2 separate regions of the Homo sapiens genome follow, and region 2 is linked to region 1. A link is a loop called in an ENCODE intact Hi-C map of the cell type or tissue named here. Cell type or tissue: Caco-2. All regions are shown on one strand. Links, peaks and the distances in the headings refer to the core of each region. The heading gives the core; the rest is flanking DNA.

What was found. Peaks named below come from ENCODE experiments on the same cell type or tissue, not always from the same donor. Only the 100,000 strongest peaks of a DNase experiment are listed, where the experiment ranks them.
Region 2: a loop joins it to region 1, with 14 times the contacts of the local background. A loop is called at or near these places in 3 of 110 quality-filtered maps.

Annotation. Positions count from the first base shown.
Region 1 is chr9:106,908,912-106,924,397 of GRCh38, forward strand. It overlaps ZNF462 (zinc finger protein 462), which reads left to right. Exons shown (of 13, transcript NM_021224.6): 2 at 14,443-14,692; 3 at 15,222-15,486. The coding sequence starts at 14,473. Among named protein-coding and RNA genes, the nearest start is that of ZNF462, 53 kb to the left of the region's middle. RefSeq lists an enhancer at 7,200-8,399. In Caco-2, for the core only: no CTCF peak of the experiment used is centred there; DNase peaks (open chromatin) are centred at 12,160 and 12,710; H3K4me3 peaks cover 431 bases.
Region 2 is chr9:105,905,375-105,920,860 of GRCh38, forward strand. No RefSeq gene overlaps it. Among named protein-coding and RNA genes, the nearest start is that of TMEM38B, 220 kb to the left of the region's middle. In Caco-2, for the core only: no CTCF peak of the experiment used is centred there; a DNase peak (open chromatin) is centred at 6,257.

The DNA of each region.
Region 1 (15,486 bases), core at 11,270-13,769:
TATATATATATATATATATATATATATATATTTTTTTTTTTTTTTTTTTTTTTTTTTTTTTTTTTTTTTGAGACTGGGTCTCACTCTATCACCCAGACAAGAGTGCAGTGACATGATCTCGGCTCACTGCAACCTCTGCCTCCCAGGCTCAAGCAATTCTCCTGTCTCAGCCTCCCGAGCAGCTGGGATTATAGGCACATGCCACTACCACCTGGCTAATTTTTGTATTTTTAGTAGAGATGGGTTTCACCATGTTGGCCAGACTGGTCTTGAACTCCTGACCTCAAATGATCCACTTGCTTCTGCATCCCAGAGTGCTGGGATTACAGGCCCGTTAATATTTATCCTCTAAAGCTTTTTCACTTCCATCTGTGTATTTTATTATGGTTAAGTTTTTTTTCCAATTCTACATACTTTTATAGTTATTGTTACGGAATTATTTATTGTTATAACCACTACATTTAAGGAATTATAATTTTATTTTGTAAGTATTATCAATTATTCAATTTTAGTTCTAAATGTAAGTGGATTCAATGCTCACAGCTTCTGCTTACCTCTAAATTACCTATTCTTGAGATCTTGATTTTGAACCTTCCGTTGGTTGTATTTTGAAGAAAAGTTACTTACATGCTGCATTCTCTGACTATGCTGATTAGAAAATCATTTTTTATTACTTTTATATATTTAAAAAACTGGTTGTGAACTTAGTTGGGAATTGAATACTTCGGTATTGTTCTCTCTTTCTTGAGCCTCTACAGACACAGCTTCACTTTTTTTCTGTCATCAAATGTTACTGTGAAAAAGTCAGAGGACACCTGACTTTTTCTGTTATAATTGACTAATTGTTAAAGGTCTTGATGTATATAGGATTCAATGTTTAGCCTTGAAATTCTGTAACCTCACCAAGATGTTTCCATTTTACTGATTCAGTCTTACTTTTTCTTGGAATAACAGATACTCTTTTATTTCAACTAAGTATTTTCTACCACAGATTTAAGCATATTTTGTTTTGCTTTGTTTTGTTTTGCTGTCTACTTCTACGAAACCTTTTATCTGTATGTTCGATCTGTTTTCAAACCTTCTTATCTGTCATCTTCTCCACTTGCTTTCATCTACTTGTCCTTTTCCTCTGCATTTTGTGCAGTTTTTTGAAGACTGTTTTCCACATCATCAACATTGTTTTTGATTTGTGGATTTTGCCTCTTATAACTTTAATATATTTATTACTTCTGCAATGATATTATTTTTGTCATCATTTTCTTTCTTCAACTGCCAGCCTCTCTTTCATCTTGTGCTGATGTCTTGTCATCTTGTCTTTGATCTCTTCTTTCATAGAATCTCTGTTAATTGTTGTATATAATTTTCTTCTGTGTCCTGTTCCTCCAAAATAGATTTTTTCATGGGTCGTTTCCATGCTACATTTTTCTGTCGTCCTCCACCCCTTGTTTTAGTTTTTTTTTTTTTTTTTTTTTTTTAATAACTCATTTGTCTTCGAGGCATAACTAGCAGAACTTTTTCTTGGCCCTCAAAAAATGAGAGAAACATCTCTTTAAATCCCCTCCTCAAGCCTTGCTTAATTCTGCTTTTAGAACCTGAGTTTGTGTCTTGATGGCTTGACTTGCTTCAGTAGTCCTTCAGCAGTTTAAAAGGGTTCTGGCTAGGTTCCTGGGCAGGACACAGTTGAATTTTTCTCTCTGAACTTCATGATTCTAAGTTTTAAGTCTTGCTTTTGATTCAAGGGTCCTGTCAGTTTATGGGTTTGGTGTGGCCAAACTCTTTTTTTCTTTGTCTATGTTTTGTCTTTCTTTTTCCCCAGCCAAGCCTTTGTTAGCAGTGTGAGACAATTAGCCACCATTTTTTTCTGGAAGTTTCTTTGGTTAGCCTAAAGCATATATCCTTCTTTTGAGAGATTTCCAGACACATCTTTGTCTTCAGATGTTGGTTCTTAACTGAGAGTTTAGCCCTGCAATATAGCTTTAGGGCAACAATCAAATGACCACTCTAAGCTTGGAGGTATTTTCTAATAAGATTTTATTTATCACGAAAGCGTCATGTCATGGAAGAGTCTGGGATCCTGAGGATTTACCCAACTCTTAGTATTTTCTAGGTAAAATACTCTGATTCTTTCCTTTGTGGATCCATGTCCTGCTTTAGAAATATCAAGGACACTGTGTCATGAACCCTTCTGAAGTTTTTAAGGGAGGTAGGTATCAGTATCAGCACTTGAAGTAGCCACAGTCTTCATTCTTTCAAGACCAGTAATTGTCTTTTATGAGTGTACTCATGTTAGTTTCTGATGCTGGTTCTGCAACTTAGTATTTTCTCATTAATTGCTATATAAGAAGTTAAATATTTGCAAACAGTAGTTGTCTCCTGTGCTCTTCAAGGACTGTGTAGCTATTATTGCATTCATCCAGTCGGCAGCATTTTAAAATAGGGCTCCAATGCAGTGGAGCAAGGAATGCTCACTGTTCTAGCTGGTGGTCTCAGGGACTGTTTCATACAGGAAGGAAAACTTGAGCTTGGTCTTAAAACTTGCTTGGGCCTCAGAATCACCCTGAGAATATGTAAAAAAAAATTACTGGACCTCAACACCAGAGTTTCTGATTCAAGTCTTGGGTGGAACTCAATAATTTGCATTTCTAACAAGTTCTTTGGTGATGCTGATGCTGCTGGTCCAGGGATTAGACTTTGAGAACCACTGTCGTAAAGGATGGGAATTACTTAGACCTTCCAAAAGCAGGTAAAAGTGTTCTACATGGAGGAAAACCGTGAACAAACATAGAGATCTCAACATCTTCCTGATTTTCTAAGCTATTCTCTTCAGAATGATAACAGGCTTTTCTAAGAGACCCTTAGGGAAGATAGTTTAAAAGTTAAAGATGATTCCCAGACTTTCTGATACATTTAGATTTTTTTATATCCAACAAATGGATATAGATACCCTCTAGGAATAAAGTTAGATAAATAAAGAATGGATAAAGATAAATTAATATATTAGTAAAGAGAGAAAAATATTCCAAGTTGGTTTCAGAATGCAGTATATAATTTGAAGCGAAATCCAGTATGAACAATATTCTGGTATCATTAGTCTGAGTCATTCACTAGATGTTCCACAAAGAGGCTGGCTTTTTTGACAGACATTCGTAAGGCTGACTACTCCTTTCCTTTCCATTTTACATGAACCGACCCTGCTATGTCCAGATCCTCCTAAGGCTCGTTCAGCTAGCCTCTTCAGTGACTTTGTTGGCAGTGCACATTTTCCATAAGAAACAAGATGATGTTTCTCGTGGGGTAGATTTGGCAGGCATAAAGCTACTACATAACATTGTTCCGACTCCATGAGGTTGGATTCTAAAGATAATTCAGTGTTATAGCTCTTGTTCTTCTGTGTATACCTTTGTCAGCAACTTTCAGTCTTCCAAACATGTTTCCAAAGTATAAACACACTGCTTGCATGCCTAAGAAGTTCTTTGAATAGTCAATCTGCAAAAAAATGGATTTTGTACCTTTTCAGTTACTCTCCTGGGTGTGGATTCAGAGTAGAGGAGACACTTGTGGTTATTCTGAAATCTGCCTTCCTGATGAAGACTCATTACTGAGAATATACGGGGCATGGACCTTAAGTGTGAATACTGTTGAACAACTGACACGTATGGAATGTCTTTACTTGTGAGTTCCTGTCTCAAATTATGAAATTCAAAAGATTTTTTTTCTGGCTTCAGAAAATGCATGTGCCAGAAGGCTTGGGCAGGTTATTTTTCTTGAGACTTCAGTTTCACTCTCTGGAAAATGAAGATGTTGGACCAGGTTGGACTATATGGTCTTTAAGATCTCCTCTCCATTGGACATGATGAACCTATTGATGGTTAACTTTTAGAGTAGAGTCTTCTCTTTGACTTAAGGAAGGCACAAATAATATTTCAATATTTTTCAGGGAGGCTAAGAAGAAAAAATTCTGTTTCTACCTGATTTTGTTACACTCCCTCCACTGAAAATGTTTATACAGTTTTGAGCTATAGGACAGAATTGTTCCTCTGGCTTTCCAGGATACTTTGCAAACAAGAATAAAAAAGGCTTTGTGGAGGGAAGGCAACCAAATGGTCTCAAGTGTAGTCAGGTGATGACTCCAGGTGTCACATCAGTTCAGGGTAGCTTAGCGGTGTTATAAACACATAGGTGGAACAATGCAGCCAGAGGCAGCTTCTCCATGGATGATGAGGAAAAGGAGGATGGTCATTTACTTAAAACTCATGGACAAGTGGAAACTTAGAATTGCCAGTGGAGACTTAGAATTACTAGTGTCTCAGTAGTCAGCTAACCACTGTGATGTGGCTTCATTAGCTTCATAAGCACTAGGTTTTGCTTTGTTTTTCTGTTCATGGATGCTCTCTGGAATTCCTTAGGTTCTTGAACGTTTAGTTCGATTTTGTACCACTGGTTAATTTTCTCCTGGAAAGCAGGCCTGCATACAGTTAGTACTCATAGCACAAATCTCATCAGAGCCAGACTTATGCCGGGCCCTGGGGATATAAGAATAAAAAAGAACGTATTACTTGTCCTCTGAAGAGTGACTTATAGTAGCCTGGGGCCCTGTCACTTTGAAAGAAGATGATTTTACACATTGGAGAGGAGAACATATGCATTGTTTTTCACAGAAATTTTAGTCAGAGGTCACATGCTAAAGACTTAACTTTTTTTTTTTTGAGACAATCTCATTCTGTGACCCAGGCTGGAGTGCAGTGGCATGATCTCGACTCACTGCAACCTCTGTCTCCCAGGCTCAAACAGTTTTCCTGCCTCAGCCTCCCGAGTAGCTGGGATTACAGGCACCTGCCACCAAGCCCGGCTAATTTTTGTGTGTGTTTTTAATAGAGAAGAGGTTTTACCATGTTGGCTAGGCTGGTCTCGAACTCCTTACCTCAAGTGATCTGCCCGCCTCAGCCTCCCAAAGTGCTAGGATTACAGGCATGAGACACTGTGCCCAGCTGACTTGACCATTTTTAATGACATTTGCCCCTTACTCACAAAACTCACAGGATTATCAACTGTGCAAAGGTGGATACAAAGGCCGTATCACTAGGAAAGACAGACCAGTCACATGCCTTCGCCTAGGATTTTTTTTTTTTTCTGAAGAGATTTTTGGTAACATACCCAAATTAGAAAAATAAAACTGAAAACTCATCATGATATCATATAGCATGAGGGCTGCTAAGATCATTTAGAACCACACAATTCTAAAATCTTGGACCTGGGCTCTCCCAGGTTGTTGACCCTCTAAGGATCCAGAGACTCCCCAGCCAGGACCCCATAAAGGGCCTCTGAAGACAGGTGGGTTATATGCAGAGAACGAAAATACCTGGAGATCATTAAGTTTTCAGTCTCAGCACTATTGACATTTGGAGCTAGATAATTCTTTGTCGTGGGGACTGTCCTGTGCGTTGTAGAATGCTTAGCAGTATCCATAGCCTTTACCCACAGATGCTGGGTATGATAACTAAAACTGCCTGCAGATACTGCCAAACAGCCCCAAGTTGGGGCAAGCGGGGAATAAAATTACCGCTCGTTGGGACTACTGCTTTATGACAACACAGGGTTAGTAGAGTCATCTAACACTCATGACCAATCTCTGTTGGTTGGTTGGAATCCTATCATTCAGAAGCTCTAGTTCATTCATTTGTTCCTTCCTTCATTCAGCGTATATTTCTGAGTACCTGTTGAGTACACTGAGTGTTCCCAAGGCTGAAGAGCCAGACAGACCTAGACTCCTTCTAAGGGTACTTGTGTTCTGGTGGGAAGAAAAGACCACAAACAAACAAGGGTCATGCCAATAGTGAAGGAAATAAAGTAGTGGATTGTGGTAGAGAGAAACTGTGTGTGGGTTGGTGGTGTGAGTAGGGGTTTCAATTTTGTAGATTTTGTAAGGGTTGGGAGTGGTGGCTAAGATAGAGTTGTCAAGGAAAGCCCCTGGATTTAATTTATAAGAAGGCAGTCACATGAAGATTGGCATTTATATGCCTCTGAATAATAAAATGTAAGGGAATGAATTTAATCAGGAAAAAAAATCTTAGAAAATATGAGAAGAAAATCTTGTAAAACAGGTCCTTTGTACAAAAAGGTTGAACGTCATGATCTAATCTCTTCATTTAACAAAATGATCAAAGTAAGGGCCTCAAAAGACTTGCTCTCAAGGTGAAGATGGCAGGCAGAGACATCATACCTACTGTCGCTTTTTGGTTTTAGTGATCTGAGAACAAATTCCTTAATGGCTGGATAGGCATTTCTGTATGTTTTTTTTTTTTCTTTTTTTTTTTAAAACAGCTCAACAGTGGATATGCTGAAAAACCTAACTTTGTTGGGCAAAAGTGGGATTTATCATTAAGGATATATGGAATTCGAGGCTTGGCTCCTTAACTGAGCACTGTAGTGTTTTCACCTGGTAATAAAGTCTACTGTTGTGTTGGTGGACAAATGTCTAAGCTTTCTGCTCAGTTCTTGGGATGTAAGAAGTTTTAGGAATAAACTTACTTGCTAAAAGTAGATTGGGGATTGCAAGAGAAAAGAAATTTCTTAGCTTTCATTTTTAGAACATTTCTAATTTTGGAGTATATTCCAGTCCCATATAGAAACACATATGGATGTTTCTCCTGCTATAAGGTTGCATTAATTTGTTGAAGCAAGGGTGGGGAAACTAATGTATCTGAATGGGCCAGTTGGTTAGTTTGATAAGAGAGAAGGACAGCCTTCTGTTGGCTTCTGCTACAGGCAGAAGTCAAGAAGAGGAAAACAAAAAATCACAGTCCCCTTGAGTAGGAGGACTTGAAAGCATTTACGGTCTATATAGGCTCAGGCACTGTTTGCCTTTTCAGAAAGCAGGGGTTTAGGACTTTATCCTCACAGGGTAGTTATATTAGAAACCATGGTTTGGAGAAAGACACACAGACAGGCAGATCCAGGTGCCAGGCTTAGGTAATCAGTTTTGTCTGCTATAAGAAAATAGACTGGAAGGGTTATTACATCAGGGGCTGCCACTGATGGAGGCAGGCTCAGAATCATTCTCGTCTAAAGCAAGTGAATTGTCTGAATTTTTTGAGCAAATGATGAGCATACAAAAGTGAGCAAGTCTCAGGGAGATTAGATTGAGATTTTCCCCCAGATAAAAGAAGTTATTTCAGCAAAACTTCCTCACACACTCCGCAAGCCACTGGCCATACATCATTTTTTTTTTCTTTGCATAGTAATAGAAAACAAGGTAAGTTGTTAAAAATGGTTTCTGGATTCATTCACTGAATCTGTAAAATTGAGACTTGGTATGTTTGGCTGAATCTTGTGAGGCACGAACACTTTGGGCCATGAAGACGCACCCAAGGCCCAAGGTCAGTCAGGCTGACCAGCCCCCAGGGAAAGTTCTCAATTCATGTCTTGGTCTTTCATGATGTGGAAGATGACTTGTACTGCAGCTTCTGCTTACTCTGCGTCTTAATCAGTTCTGTAATGAAGACCCAGCAGCATATCTGCAACTTCCCTTTAATTTTACAATTTTTGTAATGAGAGTTCTTGTGTGAAAAGTGTCTGTAGAAACCCAGCCAGCATTCTGAAGAGTCGATAAAGCAACACCGTGATTTTCTGTCTCTGCTGTTTGGGCGAGGTTTAGCTCTGGGGGGGGAGAAATCAGTTATCTGTTGTTCTAAGTACAAGGGCAAGAAGAGCTGCAGTTTCCAAGGAACTTCCTGGTGAACCCATGACATTTCAGAGAATTCCTCAATACTTATTATTTCTCACTTACTCATTCTTAGGACACCAAGAATGGGTTCCCATCATTTGAAAGGACATGATGAGCTGGAATCTCATTTATCATGGTTGCATTTTGAGAATTTCATTGAGGGGGAGTCGTCTTCATTTTGTTTTGTTTTGTTTCTAAACCACATCTCAAGAAAATTGTCAAGACGCTTCTCAGAATTAGAATTATCCAGTGAACTGCAAGTTCCCCTTTACAGACAATGAAGTCTAAAGCTACTGAGATATCAGCCTGCTTCCTCCCTTTCTTTTCTTGTCCCTTCTCTTCTTTTATCTCCTTATTCAAATCACACGCTTCCTTTTCTACGGACAGGAGAGCTGGCAGACTGCCTATTGGCCTGTTGGCCTCAATTAGCCTTATATCATTGCAAAGGAATGCATGAATTCTCCAGAAGGTATGTAGTATCTCTTTCTGTATGAGACACTTACTACCTGCTTTCATAACAGGTCACTCAGCCGGAATGACTTCTTATTTACATATCCAACATTTTTAGCCACTTGGATTACATCCCTAGATGCTCATTTCATTTTAATGATGATTCCAAAGGTATCTATTAAGAAATAGTACTCCAGCATACTCTGTAGTACTTGAAAACTTTATGCAGGAGAGCGATCCTAAAATAAAAAGTAACCTGAAGGCTAGCATCCTTGGCCAGTAGGTGATTGGGTTATTAATCTGCAAATTGCCTGCTTCAGACTTTGTGCTTATATACAAGGTCCCACAGATGGACCAGGCCAACTGTATACAACAGAGGCCACATGCATTGGCAGGACTTCATCTCATGGTATTTCCCTGCTACTATTTAACTTCAGTCTCATATTGGGGGTTACATATGTGATTGCAAATTAATCCTTTCTCTTCTGAAAATTTGGTTTTGAAGAACAGCTGTGTCTCCCTTCTGAATTCCTTAATTATTTATCCTCCCTGATATGTTAAACCTTTCATTAGTGTGGTGAATTGCCAAGAGTACACAGAACTGCTTAGATCATGTAGCAAAAAGTATAAACATTTGATAGGTCATTTGAAGACTACATGGTGAGCCAGAATCTGTAGTAGTACCAAATGCTATGGGATTGTTGGAGGTAGCTTGTTGTTGGAAGTTGCTTGTTGGTTTATTTTGCTGGTTTATTATTTTTTTATATTTATTTATTTATTTATTTATTTATTTATTTATTTATTTATTTTGTGACAGAGTCTCACTCTGCCACCCAGGCTGGAGTGCAGTGGCGCGATCTCGGCTCACTGCAACCTTCTTCTCCCGGGTTCAAGCAATTCTCTGCCTCAGCCTCCTGAGTAGCTGGGATTACAGGTGCCCACCACCACACCCGGCTAATTTTTTTTATTTTTAGTAGAAACAGGGTTTCACCATGTTGACCAGACTGGTCTCGAACTCCTGACCTCCTGATTCATCCACCTCGGCCTCCCAAAGTGCTGGAATTACAGGCGTGAGCCACCACGCCCTGCCTGCTGGTTTATTGTTTTACACTATAACATGGAGATAGTACCGATGTCATTTGTATTTATTCAGAAAAGAACTGATTCTGCCCCCAGCTCTTGTTAAATTTGGAGGGCATATGCCCATATATGAGTTAAAATTAAATCAAGAAAATTAATTACATATATCTGTATGTCATTAATTATATCTATAATTATGTGTGTTTGTGTATAGATATATATATTTAGACATTCTATATTTGCATTTGTAGATTTGATTCCATAACTGCTGTTCCTGAAAGAGATTTCACCTCAACTTTTCAGGTCATTACTCTTTGGAAAGATGCTTTAAATGATTATTAAATTATTAGAACTTCCACTTCAGCCATAACAAGTGTAAATGATTAGTAGTGATAGAGAACTTCCCTTGTTGCTAAGAATAGCAACCCAACATTTATAAGTTTACTAGTGCCTTTTTAAAAAAAATCATTTTTCATCTTAAGGTCCTGGGGCTTGCAACTGAAAATATTAATCTCCCAATACACATCACAAATCTTTGACCTCAGCATATCAACAATTTCTGATCTGCAAATACATTTTTTAGAATGATCTTTAGTCTCTTGATTTTTCTGTTTTTCTAGCTGAACTATTCCAGAATTTATGTATTCTATTACCTGTCCTTGGATAATTGGTTTTTCCATTCATAAGAAAGAAAACTAAGAAAAGTTCAAACAACAGGTGCTAATGAGAGCCTTTTATTAGAATTATGATTGAGGAGAACTGGGAAGTTTAGTGTCTTATAAATGAAACTAGGTTTCTGGAGTGGACAGAGGAAAAGCACCTTATGGTGTTTCTGGTTCTATTTCTCAAAGGCTTTGAAGGTTATAATTAGTTGCTACTGAATCACATGGCTGTGGTGCTTCACAGCTTTATTTCTGGGCTGCAGTCCTTCAGTCAGAGAACAGGTTAGATCCAGGCAAGGCCTATGCCTTTTAATTTGATCACTTCCTGAAGAGAGCTGGGATTTTGACTTGAGGACCACATTTATGCTCCTGGGCCCTCAAACTAAAGAGCAGTGTTTGCCAAGCTGACCTGGACCAAGTGATGGTGGCGGGCCTGTAAGAATGCTGTACAATGTCAACACCTCCCCGCTCCGGTTACGTCTGAGCAGTGAGTTGGAAGGATGGACGATGAAGCTGTGGTTTGTCTCCTTCCTCCTTCACAGGAGGGAAAACTGAGGCAAATGGATCTCTGGAATTCTGAGCACAGAAAGTAGGTGGGCAGGTGGTATAAATTAAAATTGGTGTTCTTAAGATTGAAAATGAGCAGGCTTTGTCCATAATTTACTTTTCCCCATTTCTGTATATATGTTTCAAATCTTTGACATCATCTCTGGATGTTCTTTATATCTTAAAGAGTTTGTCAAACATAAACAATTGGATTGTGGGTTTGCCCATCAAAACCCCACATTTTGAAATCCTTCAAACTGTAAATGCAAACTGAACAAACCAGCAACGAATAAGTAGTACTAAAGGCAGTGACTAATTAGGATGGTTTAGGGGTTTCATGTTAGGAGGACCAGTCACATTAGGTGCCAGTTATTTTAGAATGAATCTGTGTTCACCTTGCAGGGATCATGATGGGTGGTGTTTAAAGTCTAGGCATCTGAGGTCTATTTGACCTTGAAGGGCCTAGACATATATCTGGGGTAGAAGACAGGGATGCTTGTTTGATATGTAGATTCATCTCATGACCTTTTGAAATAGACTCTTTTTAGTTAGTTCAGAAACTTCCTCTTTTACTTTTGATTTTGCTGATTTTGGTGAGAAAAAATATTGCTAATTTCATAATCATAGTATTATTAAATGAAGTCAATAGATATGAGATCAAAGCTTTTAACTTAAAATCATAATTTTATAGCAGATCAGTGACTAGGTTAGCCTCTTAGGGTTGCTGCTCTTCGGGATTGATGAAGAAGATATGCAGAGCTTATTTCTCACCTTTTTTTTTTTTCCTCGGTTTTGGTTTCTTAGAGGATTACCATCTGCTGCAAAAACATATGAATGGGTCATCGTCATGTCCAGTGTGTTTTTGTCTCTGTCCTTCTCTACTCCCTTCCCCTCCACTTGCTGTCACTTTTTGCACATGTGCCCATGTACCATCTCATAAACATATCAAGTTTCTCTCTCTTTGATTGGGCCATGCCAGCAACTTCTATTTTCTTCTTCTGTCAGCGTCTTCAGGAGAAATGTGTACACAAAAGCAAGATGGCTTTCAAAGTAGGCTACATCCTCCTTTCAGTACTTGGTGCAGACATGAAATTGAAGGCCATTCAGCTCTACCTGATGCTGGTTCTCTCAGCGGCCTGGAGATTAACCTCTTCTAAGGCTCTGAGCTATTTTTGAGGCAGAGGCTGCAACAACATTAAAGCTAGAACCCATTAGGAAATCACTTTCATCATCTCTTCTTTTTCCAAATCAGTGACTCTTTTTCTGATCTCATAACCCTTTAATCTCCTTTGTAGCAGAACAAGGAGATTGTTAGTTTATGTTTGTGTCCAGTGAAGTTAGCATCCTTGATAATAGCTTCAGAAGACACCAAGATATTAGAGAACTACATAGAGAGATGAATTTCATTTCTAGGTGGATGACTTAATGCCGAAGGTGCCCTGCTTTCCTTCTGCAGAACCGTAACTTCTGTTGATGTTGTGCAAATCAGGCTCAAACTTTCCAAAAGACACACAGCAGAAAGCCTTTTGTTGCATTATTTCTAAAGGCTTGAAGTTTTGAAGGGAAGAGATTTTGTTTTCCTCTCTGCTACACAATGGAGCTTTCAGAGAACCTCCTTTAAAAGGAATAGCTACAGCCTTTGTGTTGAAGGGTGTGTCTGTTGGCAGGGTCTGCTGATGCAGACAGACTGGCTGGTGATTAACAAAGGTCATTAGACTTTGGAATCTGGCAAGCAGAGTCGGATGGTATGTCTTCTGTGTGTGGAAGGACGACTTCCAAGAAGCCAAGGCATTCTGGAGGTCCCCCCACTGCACCCCTAAATCCTGATGTAGAACAGGATCTGGCCCAGGGTCATCCTGCTCTGACCAGGGCTCTGCTGGGACTAACAAACCAGCATATCAATCATGGAATAAAAGAACCTTTGGAGATCTTGGTGAATGACATTTGAGGAGGAGAAAGGTGCTGCTTTTCAGAGAGAAATGAAAACAGTTAATTCTTTGTTGGGAAGAGAAGAGCATAGGAGGAGCCCAGCCTGCTCTTCTAGCATTCATTTCTGATTGTTAGCCTAGCAGACTCCAGGAGAAGCCATGTTGTGCACGGAGGAGAAGCTCTGAGCTAAAATGGCTGCCCCTAAAGCTCAGAGGACTAGGGCAGCTTAGTGAGTCTTAGAGCTTCAGTGACGCAGGAGCTCATATCTCTTGAAAGTGTGATAAACACATTCAGCAGAGCTGTGGCTTGTTTGGCTGAGATGAAAGGACTAAGCTTGGGGGATGGGGAGTGCACACTGGATGATCTGCTTTTTTCTGTGAAGTGTTCTAAATGCAGGAGTTGTCTGCACCATGGAAAAATTTGTTTTCAGGTCTAATGGACTGTGCGAAAGGAGAAGTGGGGTGGGGCCTCAGTGACTGCTGTAATTTGATCCAGAGCTGATAGCAACCTCTTCCACACAATTTGGGTTGGTGCTTAGACATAAAAGCTTGTGTATCTGGAATATTGAGACTTAGCTGAAAAGAGTCTGGTGCACAGTTCAATGTTTATTGAAAAAGGATAAATTGCTGGGTGAAAGAAGAGGAGGTAAATATCTGCGGCTCACTCTGCAAGCTCAGTCTGTCCAGAACTGGACTTGCCAGAAGTTATTTTAGCAGGCGATCAGGAGGAGCATTCTTTGATAGAAAATCCTTGTGTGATGGCTCCTTTCACTACATTGATGTATTATTACTGGACTTTTTTGTTCCTGCAGAAATAATTTATCTTTTACAGTAAAAGTATAGAGTATTACATCATAAAATACATTGGCTACGGTGTTAGTTCTTGGACATCTGGTTCTAGATTACAGTGACTCAGTAGAGTTTGTGATGATCTTACTGAAGTAACTTACTCATTAGATAATAACAGGGTATCTCAACTTAGGATATACATTAAGATAGGAAGGACTCCACCTTTCTAATACATTTTTGACTTCTTGATGGTGGGACTCTCCTTTGAGTTAGTGTGTAGCTTTCTGTATATTTCAGTCACAAAGTAAATAGCAGAATGAAGGTAGCTGGGCAAGTTTTGATTTATTCCACGGTAGGTTCACAGCTTTTTGCATCCAGGTATGTGCTTCATGTTTGTAAAGGAAAGAAGTGGAAAAAGGTAAAGTCATGACTTAGAAGCCCTTCTTCAAAAATGCAAGTTTCTGTTGTCTTCATGCAAATTGAGGTGCCAAGGTGCAACTTTAAACAGAAACTGGATTGTCATCCAAAGTTGGTTGTTTGAAAATCTCATGAGGAATATTTTATGACCTAATTAGATTGAAGAAGCTGTTAGGTTATAATTGGTAGGTAGTAAAACAGCAAATAGTCATTTAGCTCATGGAAAAAAAAACCCACAACTAAACTATTTGGAGAAGGGAGGAAAGAGAGGTGCACCCCAATATCAGCAAAGTTATTAAAGTAAGAAAAGCTACAATAAAAATGCTCTACCTCCACCCCCAAGATTTAAATACTATTTCACTAATTGGTGATAAAACACCAAGGTCATAATACTAAATAAACAGCTAATGAAGGTTGAAATTTTCCCTTTCTTCTGTGTGGACATCCTCTTTACTTTTGAGATGGTTCCAATTTAAAAAGAAAATGAGTCCAAGGCAGAACCAAAGCCAACATTAAGTTACCAAGAAATTTGGATTCAGTGGAGAAGCTCAGAAACTTCTAAAACTTTTGAAGTATTAAGCGTTTCCTTGACAAATGGCATTGGAAGACATATCATGCTAGAAAATGTTTATCTGGTATTTTTCCTTCTTTGAAGTTATGAGGTCAAGGACATCATCTCCATTATGTCTGATTGCCTCTCTTTAGCCAATGTTCCAACTGGCAAAGTCCAATAAGAGAAATCTACTGATACTGGAATTTTTTCCCATTAATGGATATATAGCCCCATCAGCTCGAGGTATGTGATTAGTGCATTCCTTAAGATGTTTTGTTCTGACTTCTGCCACAGGTTCCTAATGTGAGAGGCTAGACCCAGATCATGGAGGTGCTTCAGTGTGATGGCTGTGATTTCCGAGCCCCGTCTTATGAAGATCTCAAGGCACACATTCAGGATGTCCACACGGCATTTCTGCAGCCAACTGATGTTGCTGAGGACAATGTGAATGAGCTACGATGTGGGTCCGTGAATGCCAGTAATCAGACAGAGGTGGAGTTTTCTTCTATAAAGGATGAATTTGCCATTGCAGAAGATTTATCAGGTAAATCTATACTAAACTTGGCACGGCCGATGTATTTTAATTGCTCTTGTTTCCTTTTAGCCTGTAGCCATGGTTCTTAATATACGTGGCTTTTGCAGAGTTTCTTGTGCTTTGCTAGCCATTTTTGTGGTTTGGGCATCATGTATCTCTCCTTGAGTACCTTAGGTTTTATCCTTTCGAAAGCTTCCTCATATATCCTACCTTTCAATTTGGAGAACAAGATAGTTGCTTGGAAAGTTCTAGAAAAAGTAGTACAATTTATGCAACTTGTATTTTTATAGCTGTGTGGCTCATTTATGGAGATGAGGAGAATACCTAAAGCTATACACTGCATCTTTATCCATGAGAAGGTGCAGTACGTATATCTTCATTGATGCTTTGTGAATACTCTTCAAGGCCTCATCTTGAGACTTCAGGCCTTTTGCATGTGATGTTTAGTAATGAAGAATAATTGGAATGGTACTGATTTGCATGATTGGATATTTTAATTATCTTTTGCTTTGTCACTTTCCTTATGCTTTTTCTTTAGGTCAAAATGCAACTTCATTGGGGACCGGAGGTTACTATGGCCACAGTCCAGGATATTATGGTCAGCATATTGCCGCTAATCCCAAACCAACAAACAAGTTTTTTCAATGCAAGTTCTGTGTACGCTACTTCAGGTCAAAAAACCTCCTCATAGAACACACTAGAAAGGTCCATGGAGCTCAAGCTGAAGGGAGTTCATCAGGACCCCCTGTCCCGGGATCCTTAAATTATAATATCATGATGCACGAGGGATTTGGAAAGGTCTT
Region 2 (15,486 bases), core at 5,079-7,578, 1.0 Mb before region 1:
TCTCAAAAAAAAAAAAAGATAGCTCTTTAGTGGTGATTTCTGAGATTTTGGGGCACCCATCACCTGAGCAGTGTACAATGTACCCAATGTGTAGTTTTTTTATCCCTCATTCCCCTCCTACCCCTCCCCCAGAGTCCCCAAAGTCCATTCTGACTTTAGCTCAACGTCATCCTCCAGGGAGGCCTCCCGTCATGGCTCCATGTAAAATCACCTCCCTTTCACCCTCCGCTCTCTCCTCCCCCGGCCACCTTCTTTTATTTTCTGTTTATTATTTCCTTTATAGTATTTACATTATCAGAACTGAACTTCCTTATATGTTTCTTTGTTTCTTGTCTGTCCCTTCCACGTGCTTGGAACACAGGATCCATGGGGTAGAAAGCTTGACTTTTATCCTTGTTTGCGGACCTAGTGATGGATAAATAAAACTGTTTCCAGATTGTTGCTAATGAACAAGGCTCTAGTGAACATTATTGTACATATATCTTCGGGTAATCTTTGATAGATATTGTCAAATTACTGACCAAATTATGATATTAACTTGTACTCCCATCGACTTTGATCAATGGCTTTCTCCATATCTTTGTTAACACTGGATCATACAAATCTTTTCCCTCTTTTTGGCCTATGTTATGAGCAAAAATCAAGTATTTTACTTTGTTTTAATTTGTATTTCCCTGATTATGTGAAGTTGAATATTTTTTCGTGTGCTTTTTGGTCATTTGTACTTTTTATTTCGATGACAAACATGTTGCTAGCCCCACTCTCAAACATGGTTCTGTTTGTAAGAAATAATAAACAACTGGTAGATGATTACAGTGTCTGCTACATGTCATGTGGTTATATATTTTTTTCTGGCTGTTTATCTTATTGATTGGTAAGAACTCTTTATGTTTTCTGGAGTTAACTTTGCTGTATGTGTCACAAATATTCTGTTTTTCCTTTGTCTTTCAATATTGCTTAAGATATTAACATTTTTTTAAAACATGGAGATAGATTCTTAACTTTTCCATTTCTGTTATTGTAAAAATAGCATGTGCACCTGTGAAATGTTTTAAAATCTATAAAAAAGTATTCAATGAAAAGTGATTCTCTCCCATGACACTAAGGTAAACTTGTTATGTTAGGCCATTCTTCCATTGCTAGAGAAATACCCGAGACTGGGTAATTTAAAAAGAAAAGAGATTTAATTGGTTCACAGTTCTGCAGGCTTTATAGCAAGCATGGTACTGGCATCTGCTTGGCTTCTGGGGAGACCTCAGGAAGCTTACAATCATGGCAGAAGGCAAAGGGGGAGCAGGCACGTCACATGGCCAGAGCAGAAGCCAGTGAGAAAGAGTGGAGGAAGGGTGCTGCACACTTTTAAATGATCAGATCTTATGCGAACTCAGAGTGAGAGCTCACTTGTCACCAAGGGGAAGGCCCAAGTCATTCACGAGGGATCCACCCCCATGATCCAGACACATCCCACTAGGCCCCACCTCCAATACTAATTCAACATGGGATTTGGTGGGGATTTACATTCAAACTACATCACTTGTGTATCCTTTCAACATTTTCTTCATATGTTTACATGGACATTCATTCATCATTCATTTATCATTCATTTCTCCAGTAAATATTTACAAGTCATTTATACTTTTAATAGATACTTACTGGCTATCTAGTATGTTCCTGGCATTGTACTAGGTATATAAAAAAAAGATTATATCTATATGTGTGTGTGTGTGTATATATATATATATATATATATATATATAGTCTACCTTTGGTTTTTGGGGGGAAGATGTGCTGTCTTAATTCTTATTTTTACATTTGAGATGCTTCTATACTACCATAAACATATCTACCTCATTGTTTTTAATGTTTATTTTATTTTATGTATATACCAGAATATATTTAATCTGGTCCTTATTGATGAACATTTACATTGTTTCCTGTGTTTGCAATTACAAACAATGTTGTAGTGAATATCCCTGTAGCTATATCTCTGCAGGCATGTACAAATATATCTGTAGCACAGACTCCTAAAATGGAATTGCATTTTAAGTTTGATAGACATTGCCAAATTGTCCTCCAAAGCTGTGTTCCAATTCACACTCCCGTCAAATGTGTGAGAGCGCCCATTTCTCTGCTTTATTTGCAGCCCTGGATATTATCAGTCTTAATTTTTTGCAAGCATAATGGGCAAAGAATGACATTTCATTGTTTTATTTTGCATTTACCTCATTAGGAGTGAAGCTGAGAATCTTTTCATATGTTTATTGGTCATTTGTATTTCTTCTGTGCTGTCTACACTCTTTCTCTGTGTTTTTATATTGAGTTGCCTTTAAAAAATTTAAATTGATCTGTAAATTCCATATAGTATGGATATTCATGCCTTGTCTATTATGTGTTGCAAATAATTTTTGCCAAGGTACCCTTAGTCTTTTAATATTGTTTATGGTAGAACCCCACTTTTTTGATGGAGAACACAGTGTGGTCCTGTGCAGACCACATTTCTATAATGTCTTCCTGCAGATGTCTGAAACTATGTTTAGGGTAGTTTTTTCTTTTCATTCAAAATTCTTAAATGACTATGGCAGAATCCTGATGTAAAGGCAAGGAAGAATATTTCACTGACTTTGTGGTTGTCATTTTCCTTGTGTTGACAGGGCACTTCCTTATTTTTGTCATTTTCCTTGTGTTGATAGGGTACTTCACCATTTATTTGCACATTTTCCTACAAATGAAAGCTTTTTGTTTTTCTGTTTAAAATGTTAGGACTGCATGTCTGTTTTCTAACTTAAAAGGTTGTATTACATGTAACACTGGATGGCCCCTCATCCTTGCTTTAAATCATCATTTTAACAACTACTCCAGGGAGTTCTAGTGATTCAGTGGAAATGACTCAGGCGCCATCAGTGGGCGTGGACTAAAGAGGATAGGTAGAGGTTCCCACCCTTCTTCCATTTGAAGAGCTGCAATTAGGCTTCTGTATTATTCCTTCTGGAGAAAGCAAGGGTTTTTGTCTTAGCAATCTTGGACTAGAGTGAGGTCTTTATTTTCTAAAGCTGTGAAGTTCTGGGGACTTCAAAGAATGTACTCCTTTTATATTATAATCTCTCCCTCCCCTCCTAATATGAGACCTGTCTTCAAGCTTCATTCATTCCAACTTCATTTGGACATAACAGTGCTCAACTCGTACTAGATATTTTCTCTCCATTAAACAAAGCCATATTAGCTGAATGCTCATAGGTATTCATAGCATAGATTTTGGTTAATAGACCATCATGAAATCATTCTTTTTTTTTTTTGTGAAAGTACTACGTAGTAAGATTCATCAGTCTCTTATTTTTAGAGCAACAGTAACTCACATCTGCTGAAATATATGAAAGTTCCTATTTCAATCAAGAAGTTCATCTGGGGCAAAGGTACAGCAAGAAAGGAAGCAAGTGGAGGGACATTTCTGAACATAATCACCAATAATTCCCTATAGCTGTCATGGTGCTTTTGACTACAGTACTGGGAACTCCAACCATGAAGATAATAATGATTTTTTTTTTTTTTTTTTTAACAAGAAGCCCACAGTGCTGGTTAATTCAACAGCTCAACAAAGACCAAGGTTTTTTGTATCTTGCACAATATGGTCGCTGTGGTTCGGGGGCACGTGCACATGCAACATTGTGTGGTGTTTTCACTGCTGGTGAACTCTCCACCAAGTCTCTTTTCAAGAGTGAAGAACCTCCTGTCCCCAACCCAGAAGCTGATTTCCTCATGTCTCATTTGTTGGAACTGAAACACATCTTCACTCCTAAACTGATTACTCCCAAATAAGTGAGATTAGTTCAATCAATTTACTATCTGTTCAAGATTTTACACTGAGCTGGGGAGAGGGTCATCTTTCCTTGAGTGTTGGTTACCTGGTCATAATCGGAGAAGGTATTGTTAGGGGGAAAGCATAGGCAATCAAGAGAGTTGCTAGGATATTGCTTTTATTTTAGTTAATGTTTGTTTTCCAAAACATTAACACAATTATTGTTGAAGCAACCTGATTTAGTCTTTGGAAATTTTATGGTTCACTTCAAATGATTGTAAATAAGAAAGACAGTGTGCATGTCCATATCTGAAATCTTGTTCCACTTCTGAAAGGAGCACTGAGTAGGGAGGGGAATAGAACTTTGTTGCTGTGAACAGAATTACTGAATAGTTGGTGTTAAGAAAAAAGAATCAGATTTATTAGAGGCAGAACTAGATGTACAGTTCCTTTATAATCTCCTCACTCTTCTCTGAATATTTAATACACACTATCCAATTTTAGAATTTCATCTGTTGGAATTTGCATCCATCTAGTTTGGCAACAATGGATGGCAACCATCTACTAATGAGTTTTAATAAATGAATTAGTTATTATGATTTTGTTTTAGATTGGTTGAAAGGAGTTTGGGCATAACAGTGCTCAACTGGTTCTAGATATTTTCTCTCCATTAAACAAAGCAATATATATATATATATATGATTTTTTTTCAGATAGCAATTTGCAGGTTCCACATGTTGTCTAAAGAAAACAATGGTGGGGAACAACTTGGATTGTGCTAGTGGGGTATTACATACCTTCATGAAAGTTGACTCTGTGGTAGGTAAAGTTTGCAAGGTACAGATTTCCATGGACAGAGATAAAATTGTATGTGTTCTGACTAAAGCCACTGCTGGGCTCTGAAGACACTGGAAATCTAGTTAAGTTACATGCAGTGCATACTGTTCAGAGCATGGCAAGAGTAACAAGAAGATTATGCACTGGGTCAGGACGCATGTGGTGCCCAAGGAAGAGCACCAACTCCAGAAGACATGAATTATACGATAGGTAGCTCCAAGCTATTTGAGCTGAAATTGACCCTTCGGGGTCTGGAACCGAGTTCAAATTTCCTCATGCTGTCATGCCATGGAATGCAGAAAGGGGAAGAGCAGAGAAGTCTCACCTCTTACTAGGCTTTTATATGCTTGCAAACAGCAGAACTTATTCTCCAAAGTAATTTTTCTTCATGCATCCAGACCTTTGAACCGTGCAGCCCAGAGTCAAGCCTTGAGCTTCTATAGCAAGTCATCATGAAATTCAATGCCATTCTCAGCCTTGGCAAATATATTTTTCCACTGCCTGGGAGCTCCAGAGACCTGGTGGTCCTGACCTACTGAGGGTTGGAGCTAAAGAGACATGCTGATGATGGTGGTCTCGGGATGGGAATGAGTAGCAAACAAAGGATGATCTGTGTGTGTGTGTGTGTGTGTGTGTGTGTGTCAGGGCGGGAGAGTGTGTGTGTGTGTGTGTGTGTGTGTGAGAGATAGAGAGACAGAGAGAGAGAGACTGAGAGACTGAGAGAGAATGTACCTGTTTCTAAGAGAAGCCCTGGTAACAGGTTTCTGGGTAAATGAAAGTTGTATTGTCTTCCATCAGAGATGACTTGAAAATAAAGTGCTTTAATGCTAATACTGCAGATGTCTGCAGGAAACTCAGCACCACACTGAACACTGTAGTTAGTTAGCTGTGCAAAAAAGTACATGAAGGAAAGGGCTAATGTGCAATACTTCTATTTAAGATAGAAGGAGGAAATAGAAATTGTGATAGCATGCTATTTCAAGTAATAATAGAAAGTACTTGATGTTTACATGGTGAATGGATCAATACTAATTGTGTAGTCAGCGCACATACAGTAGTTTGGATTATACAAGTGATAGATGCACTCAGTATAGCTGAAATTTCCACCCTGCAACATTTATTTCTTGCTGCGTGTTAGATGGAATTTTCCACCCAACTATCTGGAAGGATTTGCATAAGAATGGTGATAGAGCAGTATTCTTTAATGATGTGCTTTTCTTTGTTAAACTTCAAAAATGTCTATGGTGCATGATGAGGTTTGGGTGAATTGCCAAGCTAATGCTTTTATATTTTCTTTAAAGAGCTTATCTTCACTGTGTTGTGGGAGTTACTTTATATTGTGGTTATAAAGGCAGTGGCAGTAAAGTCGAATTTGTAGCAACCCCCAATAAATGCCTCCTCCTCCTCAAGAGCTTGGTCCTGTTAAGAAGGGAATTTGGGAAGGCACTTGGCTGCTACTGGTTCAACTGCAAGGAGTCCGTTGAACTCATTTTATGTTCTGTACCTGGTTCTGCTCACCAAGAAGTGAGGAGGCCATTCTCCAGCTCCAGCTCAAACAATGACCTCTTGTTAGCCTAAATCAGCACCGTTCTGTCAGACAGGCTTGAGATCAGCCCAAAGTCTGGTGCTTTCATGAAGTTGAGTTGAATTATTCAGATGAGAGTCTGGGAGCAAATGCTGTTCGAAAAGTGACCTTTTTGTCCTCCCCACAAGAACCTAATGTTTACAATGTGAGGAGGAAAAGGGACTGGAATCTTGGGAATTCCAGGAATGCAGTCACCAAGCAAAAGAAGACTCACTCTCCAGATTTTGCTCCTCAGCAAGGATTTGCAAGTACAAAAGTGGAAAAACAAAACCCCAAAGCTGGAGCTCAGAAGGGTAGTCCAATAGAGGACTTCACATTAACCACAGTTTCAATGAAACAAAGAATTTTGAAACCCAAGTGTGGAAGGAAGCTTAGAGGTCACTTAATCTGACCCTTTGCCTAATGCATGCATCTTTTTCCCAACACAGCTTTGCAGCTCATTGATCATAAATTGTTGCATGAATACAGCCAAGGACAAAGAATTCACTTTCTCCCAACAGCAAGGATAACAGATGACATGACATGGAGGACTTACTATGCACCAGGCATAGTGGCAAGCCCTTGAGATTCATTATCCTATTTAATGTGCACAGCAGCCTTATGAGGTAGGTAGTTATTGTCATTCCCATTTTACAGATGGGGAAATGGAAGCTTTCTGTGTTGCAGGAAAGGGATTTAAGCCCACAAAGCTCCAGTTTTATGTCCTTAACCCCTAGACTCCTCTGCCCAGCCTGTTGCAACATTGGTAGTGCTGATCATTACTCTTCTTTCCTTTGGAGACACTTGGAACACACCTTGCTCCTTTTTTTACATGATAGCTCTTCAAGCGTTTGAGGCAGCTTTCCTGTCCCTCTTCTGGTTTCTCAGTTCTTTTTCTTTCTTTTTAATTCCAAGAAAACATTCTCCTTTGGCTCAGTTTGATGAGTTCCTCTAGAAACATTTCTGTTTACCAATGCTCTTCTCAAAGCATTTCATTTATTTATTGAACATTTTACAGAAACCTCATACTTTTGCTTTCTTTTATTAGGAGACAGTGGGCTTTATTGGTGACATCTAACCATGAAGGCATCTATTTTGGGTGCCCAGGGAGCCTTTCCAAAGAGCACATGATGAACTTTTTCCACAGCCCTTTATAGGGAGAAGGCATTAAAAAAATCCAAAGCATTAAAATAAGCCAGGATTGAGCTTCTATGTCATCCCTGGTAGAAAAGGCAATGTCAGAATAAAGAATAGGAAGCTTTCTTACAAAGCTTTAGTGGTGGTCCTTCAGGGTCCTGTGGGAGAACTGCTCTTGGTTGCAAAGACAGATCTAATTCAGCTTCTGACCTGGATTCTCTGAAGCTCACTGGCAGGTCACCAAGCCCCTCTGCATTTGCTTCCCGGCTTGTGAAAGGTGATCATGTTGTTGACACTCTGGTGTTATATTTCTTATGGAGCGAGTTCTGACTCAGAATCAGGCAACCTGGGGCTTGTTGCACACCCTTGGGTGAATCACTGTTCCTCTCTGGGCTTTAGTGTCCTCAGGTGTAAAGTGAAGATAAGTAAGTCTTTATAACCAGGTTTGGAAAAACTTAAATGAAGTTACGTTTGTGAGAGCACCAAGCTTCGTAAAAGTTAGTTGAATTGGTCTGTAATGAACCTTGTGTAGGTCTTGCAGGGTTTAAGACTATGACTCATGTAAAATTGCAGTTCATCATAGTAGTGAGGACTAAACTGACCTTTTTCTTCTCTCGCCCAAATTCTTATTGAAGGGCCCTGGGGAGTAACACGCTACAATCCACAAAGTCTCATCAGAAGGGTATTATTTACGCCTACATAAGGCGGCTTACTTTCCAGTCTGACTCTGGCATAGCATCACATGATAAAGAAGGAAATAAAAATATTTTAACCCCAAATATGTTTTATTTGCCCTATCTTGAAATACTCCTGCAAAGCTGACTCTTGTGGGGAAAATCTCCATTCTGAAGAGAATCCCCTTCCTTTTCTTTCCTTTTTCCTAATCCAGGAGAGAATCAACTTTGAGAAGAAACATTTTCAATCTGTTCTCTCTGAAGCCTGCTACCTGGAGACTTCCTCTGCATAATGGGAACTCTGGTCTCCACAAACGCTTTTTTTAACTCAGACATTGCTTTCTATTAATTCTGAGGCGTTAGATAATAATTTAACTTTTTCAACCAATTGCTAATCAGAAAATCTTTGAATCTGCCTGTGACCTGGAAGCCCCTGCTTCCAGCGTCCTGCATTTCCAGACCGAAGCAATGAACATCTTACATGTATTGATTGATGTCTTATGTCTCCCTAAGATGTATAAATTCAAGCCCTATCTTGACTACCTTGGGCACGTGTTCTCAGGATGTCCTGGGGCTGTGTCATGGACTGTGGTCACTTATATTTGGCTCAGGATAAATCCCTTCAAAATATTTTAGAGTTTGACTCTTTTTGTTGATAGTAGAAACAGCTAGCTTTAAATGAGCATTTCCTACCTGCTAGCTTCAGAGTTATATTATCTTGTTCATTTTTCATATGAATTTCATATGAGTGAGATGTTTACTTTTACCTCCCAATGAGGAAACCAAGGAATAGAAAAGGTAAGTATCTTGCTCAAGGTCCTGGGATTAGTAATTGGTATTGCTGAGGTTTGAACTCAGGCTGTCAGGTACTGCTTCTATGCTGCTGATAAATGTATTCTTTAAATGAGTATTATTTTGCTCTGAAGAATCTCTGAGTACTGATGAACTTGTGTTAGAAACATGCTGTTTCCTTCCCAGTCCCTGGAGAACAATGTCTGTTAGGAGTTACATGCATAGTGTCTCCCCAGCCATGAGGAGGGTCTTTCTGATGGTCAAGCTCGATCATTGCAGGCCCATGGAGACCCCCACTGTGGTGCAGCTCTGCATAAATAAAGATCAGCACAAGTGAAACTGCCATTGAGCTAACAAAAGAAATTGATTACAGAGAATTGCATTGAAAGGATTGTAAGTTAAAGACACGGACTTGCTAAAGCAAAGCTATTCTGAGTTAAACAGTGTTCATCACTAGTAAGAAATAGAAAAAAATAATTTTTTAAGGAGCCATTTGTATAAGTCACAATTTTTTCTAATCCCTGTGATTTTCTCCAAATACACATCACTAACGAAATAGTTTTGTTTCCTTACCCACCCATCTTTTTTCTTTTCTGATTTCAGTGCAAAGTTAGAATAGGGAAAGGAAGTGATGGTCCTTTATTGGTTTAAAAATACTTAAGTGTTTTTACACTGTGGGAAACTTGGATTTTCATTTAATGCAGTGGAAAGAACACTGGGTTGTGTTAGAGATTTGGCTTCCAGTCCTGGTTCTGTGTGATGGAAATGTGTTTACCTTGAGGGAAACACATTCCTTCTCTGGGTCTTCTATTCCTCATCTGTTGGGGTTGGTGAAGGTGATTTTTAAAGTTGTCTAAGTCTGGATGCCACATGTCAAAGCAGGTCAAGGCAAGGCAAGGCAAGTCCATTTAGTCAATCAATACCATTGGAGTTCCCATTAAGCATCAGACCTTGTGCTGGGTGCGGGAGTACCAACAGTGAAAACAAAGACATGGAGCTTCAGGCCAGTGTAGTTGTAGCTGGGATTATATCCTACCACTGTGTGGGATTATATCCTACCACTGTGTAGGATTATATCCCACCACTGCCTCTCGCTAGCTAGGGAATCACAGTTCCGTTGTTTTGCTTTTGTGCTCCATTTTCCTCATGAGACTGTTGTGCTAACAAATGTATACATGTCAAGAGATTTCCATGGTGCCTGGCACTTAGTAAACATTTAAATAACATTGGCTTTTACTAGAATTATTATTGGAGGAGGGAGGCAGATGCTAATCAAATAATCACATATAAGCATAACAAAATCAATTTCCTAAATGTTCTGAGAAGGATTTCCTGTTATCAGAAGGATTTCCTTAGCCTGGGAAGTAGTGATTGAGGTTAAGCTCTGAAGGATAAGTTCATTAGTTGAAGGGAGAGTTGAAGGGAGAGTGGAATAGAGTCTTAGGGAGGTGGAACAACATAGCAAAACTTCTATAGAGGGCAGAAGCACAGATTTTTGGGAACTTAAAATAGGCCAGAACAAAGAAGAACAAGGAGAAACATGGCAAGAAAGGCATTTAGAGAGGGGAACAGGGACCATTTGAGCCTAAGATGTTAGAAAACTGGTTTTTCATTTGCTTAATGGAGGTCAGGGTTCCAGTTACAGCCATGTCTCTGATACCCTGAAGTGCTGTTTGACAGGGTTTTGGCTTTCTTTAGGGTAGAATCTAGGAGGAACCAGCTTCTGAGTGACACTGGGACAGTACATGTGATGAGTGATGGCTCAGAAGGGTTGGTATCACCTGGACCGTCATGTTCTTAGGTCATGCTTCAGGGACCAAAGTCCCAGACTTAGGTCTCATCATTTCAATGCCCTCTTCAATGTCCTATGGCTGGTCAGATCTGAATAGAGATGAAAGGCCAAACTGAATTTTTCCCTGTCTATAGGGAGACAAGTCTTAACAGGCCTTCAGCTATTGGGATCACATTCATTATTTAAGAATCTGAAAAAACTTGGGGATTATCTATCTAGAGAGATGCATCTACATGTTTGAACCCAAATTTGAGTGCATTTTTAGGTTGGGTATGTAGGTCCCCATGAAACTCATTCATGGTCCCAGTTATATATCCTTTCACTGTGTCTTAGTGCATTTAGTGTTGCTATAAAGAAATATCTGAGGCTGAGTAGTTTATAAAGGAAAGAGGTTTATTTGGCTCATGGTTCTGCAGGCCGTTCAAGAAGCATCATGCTGACATCTGCTCAGCTCCTGGTGGGGGCTTTTGTGTTGTGTTGAAACATGGCAGAAAAGGTCAAAAGGGGAGAAGGCATGTGCACAGGGGGATCAAACCCAAGGGTTGTTCTGGTTTTATAACAGCCCACTCTCATGGGAACTAATTCATTCCCCTAAGAGCCAATCCAGTCTCACCAGAGCAAGAACTCACTGCCCTGAGAACAGCATCAAGCCATTCATGAGGGATCCACTCCCTAGACCCAAACACTTCCCACGAGGCCCCACCTCCCAACACTGCCATGTTGGGATCAAATTTTAAAATGAACTTTGTTGGGGACAAACAAGCCATATGCAAACCACAGCATATTGCAAGGCAATGTCCGGCATTGAAGCCTGAGGATCCTCTTTCTCTGTCTCCCTGCTCTCCGGTCTGTCCTCTCTTTTGCTTTTCTACTGTTGTTGCCTTGATTTTGGACCTTCATCAGTATCCCTCTAGGCTATTTTTATTTCCTCTGGATTTGTCTCTCTGCATTAATTTCTCCCCCTCCAAATTCATTCTCTACATAATCTATAGAAAAAAATTATATTGAAACGGTGTATGTGAGATAAAAGTTAATAAAATTATAAAAATTTATTTTTAGGATAAAGCAATAAGGTTTATTATAGATACTTTGGAAGATACATGTAAGTTTTAAAAATTCATAGTCTCAGCACCCAGAAACAACCAATGGTAAATTTTTCTTTCAGTGTTTTTATATGGAAAATTTCTTTTTAGTAGTTGTGATCAAGCTATACGCCTGTGTATTTTTATATTGAAATGTTTTAGTTGACATTTATTTTTTCTTTAGTTCAAATGCACGTATTTTTAAAATTTTTTTATTATGGAAAGTTTTTTTTTTTTTTTTTTTTTTTTTTAAGACAGAGTTTTGCTCTTGTTGCCCAGGCTGGAGTGCAATGGCATGATATCGGCTCACTGCAACCTCTGCCTCCCGGGTTCAAGTGATTCTCCTGCCTCAACCTCCTGATTAGCTGGGATTACAGAAACCAACCATCAAGCCCAGCTAATTTTTTGTATTTTCAGTAGAGACAGGGTTTTACTATGTTGGCCAGGCTGGTCTTGAACTCCTGACCTCAGGCGATCCACCCACCTCGGCCTCCCAAAGTGCAGGGATTACAGGTGTGAGCCACCGCACACAGCCTATGGAAAGTTTTAAACATACACAAAAAGAAAGACATTATTATAATGACCCCCTCCTCCACACACCCAACATTTACCTTCAGAAATTATCAAACTTTTATCAGTTAGCTTTTGATGTGTAACAGTTGGCCTCAAAATTTAGTGGCTTAAAATAACAACTATGGATTTAGTTCATAATTCTCTGGAGCAGCAATTTGGGCTAGGCTCAGCTGTGTGGTTCTTTTGTTAGTCTTGACTGACCTCACTCATTCATCTGTGTGCATCTGTGTTTCACTGCCACTTAGCTAGATGGCTCTCCTTCTGGGATTGCTAGCTGATGTCAGGGGTGACAGGAAGAACTAAGTCCTTGTATCTCTCACCATCCACAGACTATCTTTGGACTTCTTCATGCTGTGATGGAAAGATTCCAAATATAGAGAGAGGGCAAGTATCAGTGCACAAATACTTTTCAAGTCTCTGCTTGCATCTCATTTACTAATATTTTACTGGCCAAAGCAAGTCACAGGGTCAATCTATCCTCAAAGAATTGAGAAATAGATTCCACTTCTTAAAGGATATCACACATCAATTGCAAGGGCAAGGGTGTAGGGTGCAAAAAAATTTGTGGCCATTCTTATAATCTTCTACAAATGTATTACTAATCTTAACATTAGTAGGTCATCATTTTTTGATGTTATTGGTAACTTGTTGTAAATATAATTTAGATGGCTAAGTAATATGTTACCTAGTGGATGTACTGAAGGTTGCCTGACCATTCCCTTATGTTGGGTAGTGAGAAAATTGCCATTTTTTTCTGCCATTATGAGTAATGCTACAATGGATGCTTTGTCACAAAGCTTTTTCTGGTTTTAGGATTATTTCCTTAAAGTAGTCACAAAAGTGATATTACTGTGTTAAACATTTTTAGAGCTCTTAGTACACTTCGCCAAATTGCTTTCCAAAAGGATTGTATCAATTTACCCTCCCACCAATGTGTGTGAGTACCCCACAGGGATCCTTCTGCAATGCAAATCTGATTGTCTCATGCCTGGTTTAAAACTGGGCTCTGTTGCCTTCACAATAAAGACTAAACTATCTAAGACAAAACTATACCTACTACATGATTTTTGAATAACTGAAAGACTATTTTAGCTTGATGAGACCCTATATTCAAGGGTTATAGAAGCTAGTAGGAGGCAAGACTGGGTAGGTTCAGAACCCAGTTTTCATATTTTCCTGATGGAAACCTGAATTTCTATCATTTTCATGTTGTTTTCAATTAACATGTTGTTGCATGTTTTCAATATGTAAGTATATTATGGAAGAGAAAACTGAGGGTCAGAGAGTTCAGTGCTTAGAGTGGAAACTTACAGCTTTCTATCTGTGGTATCATCTAACTATTTTGCATCATATAATCTTTGAAGAGGAATTCATATACATAAGCTTAAGAACATATTTAACCAATATAAATACATTATAACACACATTTGTTTTGCTGGTTAGAATTCTCTAGTTCTTAAAAATTAAAGACTAAAATTTAGAGTGAGACAGATCTGGATTTGAATTCAGGTTCTGTCATTTACTTGAATTTGAGCAAGACTTAACATCTCTAAGCTTCAATTTTGTTATCTGTAAGACATGGATAATAATACCTAGGTCTTAAGGGTTTGGTGATGATTCAACCTATATTTCAAATGTCAAGCAGAACCATTCAACAGTTCTTCTTATTTGAGATGAATATGTAAATAGAAGGGAAAAAATAAATGTAACCAAAATTAGGAGGCTTTACTAATTTAAGACTATAAATAAAACTGTGTGAATTTTAAAAGTTACCATGGTTTGGGACCTAGTTCAGTCTACTAGTTGAAGTTCTTGCCTTTTCTGAAGTTTACCTGTTCTCAATATTTGTGCTAGCCACAAGGGTGATGAATCATTGCTTCTCCTTGATGCTCACTTATCCCCTGCCTAAAAGGGAGAGCAGAGACCAAAATGACTTCCTTGAGGTGAAGTTCCTCAACCAAGGATTTCCTGGCAGTCCTGTCTGCTCTTCTGGATGCCTCCAGCACCCCATGGCCAGGGAGGAAGGCAGCTATTGATGAGAGCAGGGCTTGCACTTTATTATTTCTCCAGAGGAGTATCTGATGAAGCTTTCTCTGGGCCCCGAGGATCTCAGGACTTGCCTGTTATCCCATTACAGGTAACATATCTACACATTTACTCAGGGCCACCTGGTTTTCTGCTGCTTCTTTACTTAGGGATATTCTAGAATGGCATCATTCAATAGAAATATAGTGTGAATCACATATATAGCTTTGAATTTTCTAGTAGATACACTAAAAAAGTATATATACATATAGATGAAATTAATTTCTATAATGTGTTATTTAACCCAATATACCTAAAATATTATTTCAACATGAAATCTATTTACAATTATTAATGAAATAATTGACATGATTTTGTTTGGAGTTTTTGAAATCTGGTGTATATTTTACCTCTGCAGCACATTTGAAGTTGGACTAGCCACCTTTTAAGTATTCAGTAGGCACACGTGGCTAGTGGCTACTATATGAGACAACACAGTTCTAGAGGAAAACTACCTGGGCTCTAAGTGATACAACTCTCCAGGAGTGTAGGTCTTGTAACTATTTTCCCTGAAAACCTACTTCTGCCTCCAGCTAAGCTGGGTCTGTAAGGATCTTGGTTTACTACATACTGGGTCTAGAATTTGTCCCATTAACCTATTATTTACTGTGTTTATTTTACCAATCAAGACAATATTTCCCATTCAGTGAATTCCCTTTCAGTGGTCTCTTGTGTCTCTCTTTCTATTTTAATTGCTCCTACCCTGATGTATTAGAGAAAAATGTTTTTTAATCTTTGAATATAAACATATAGAGGGCAAGAGAGTCAGAGTCTTAATTAACTTCATTTCTCCCATGAGGCTCCTTTGCTCCTATGTGAATTTGTGGATACAAAGTGATATGTGGGAATCTGTAACCCAAATGCTGTACAAGGATATGATGGGGAATGGATGATTCTTAGCAATAGCCAGCAGTGTCTGAGCGTTAGGCAATGGCCTAGCTAAAATGTTCTGATACATAAGTAATAATGACATGCTCAAGGAAGTGTGATGTTAGATGGAGTATAAAGGAATGATATGGAGGCGCAGAGAGCAAAAACTTCCATACTGGCAGAGACCTCCTAGAGGAAGCAGCACTGGGAAGAATTCTCAATAATGTTAATAGGGTCAACAAGGTCCTACCGAAAACAAGAGCTTCACATGCCTGATTTCTTGATGT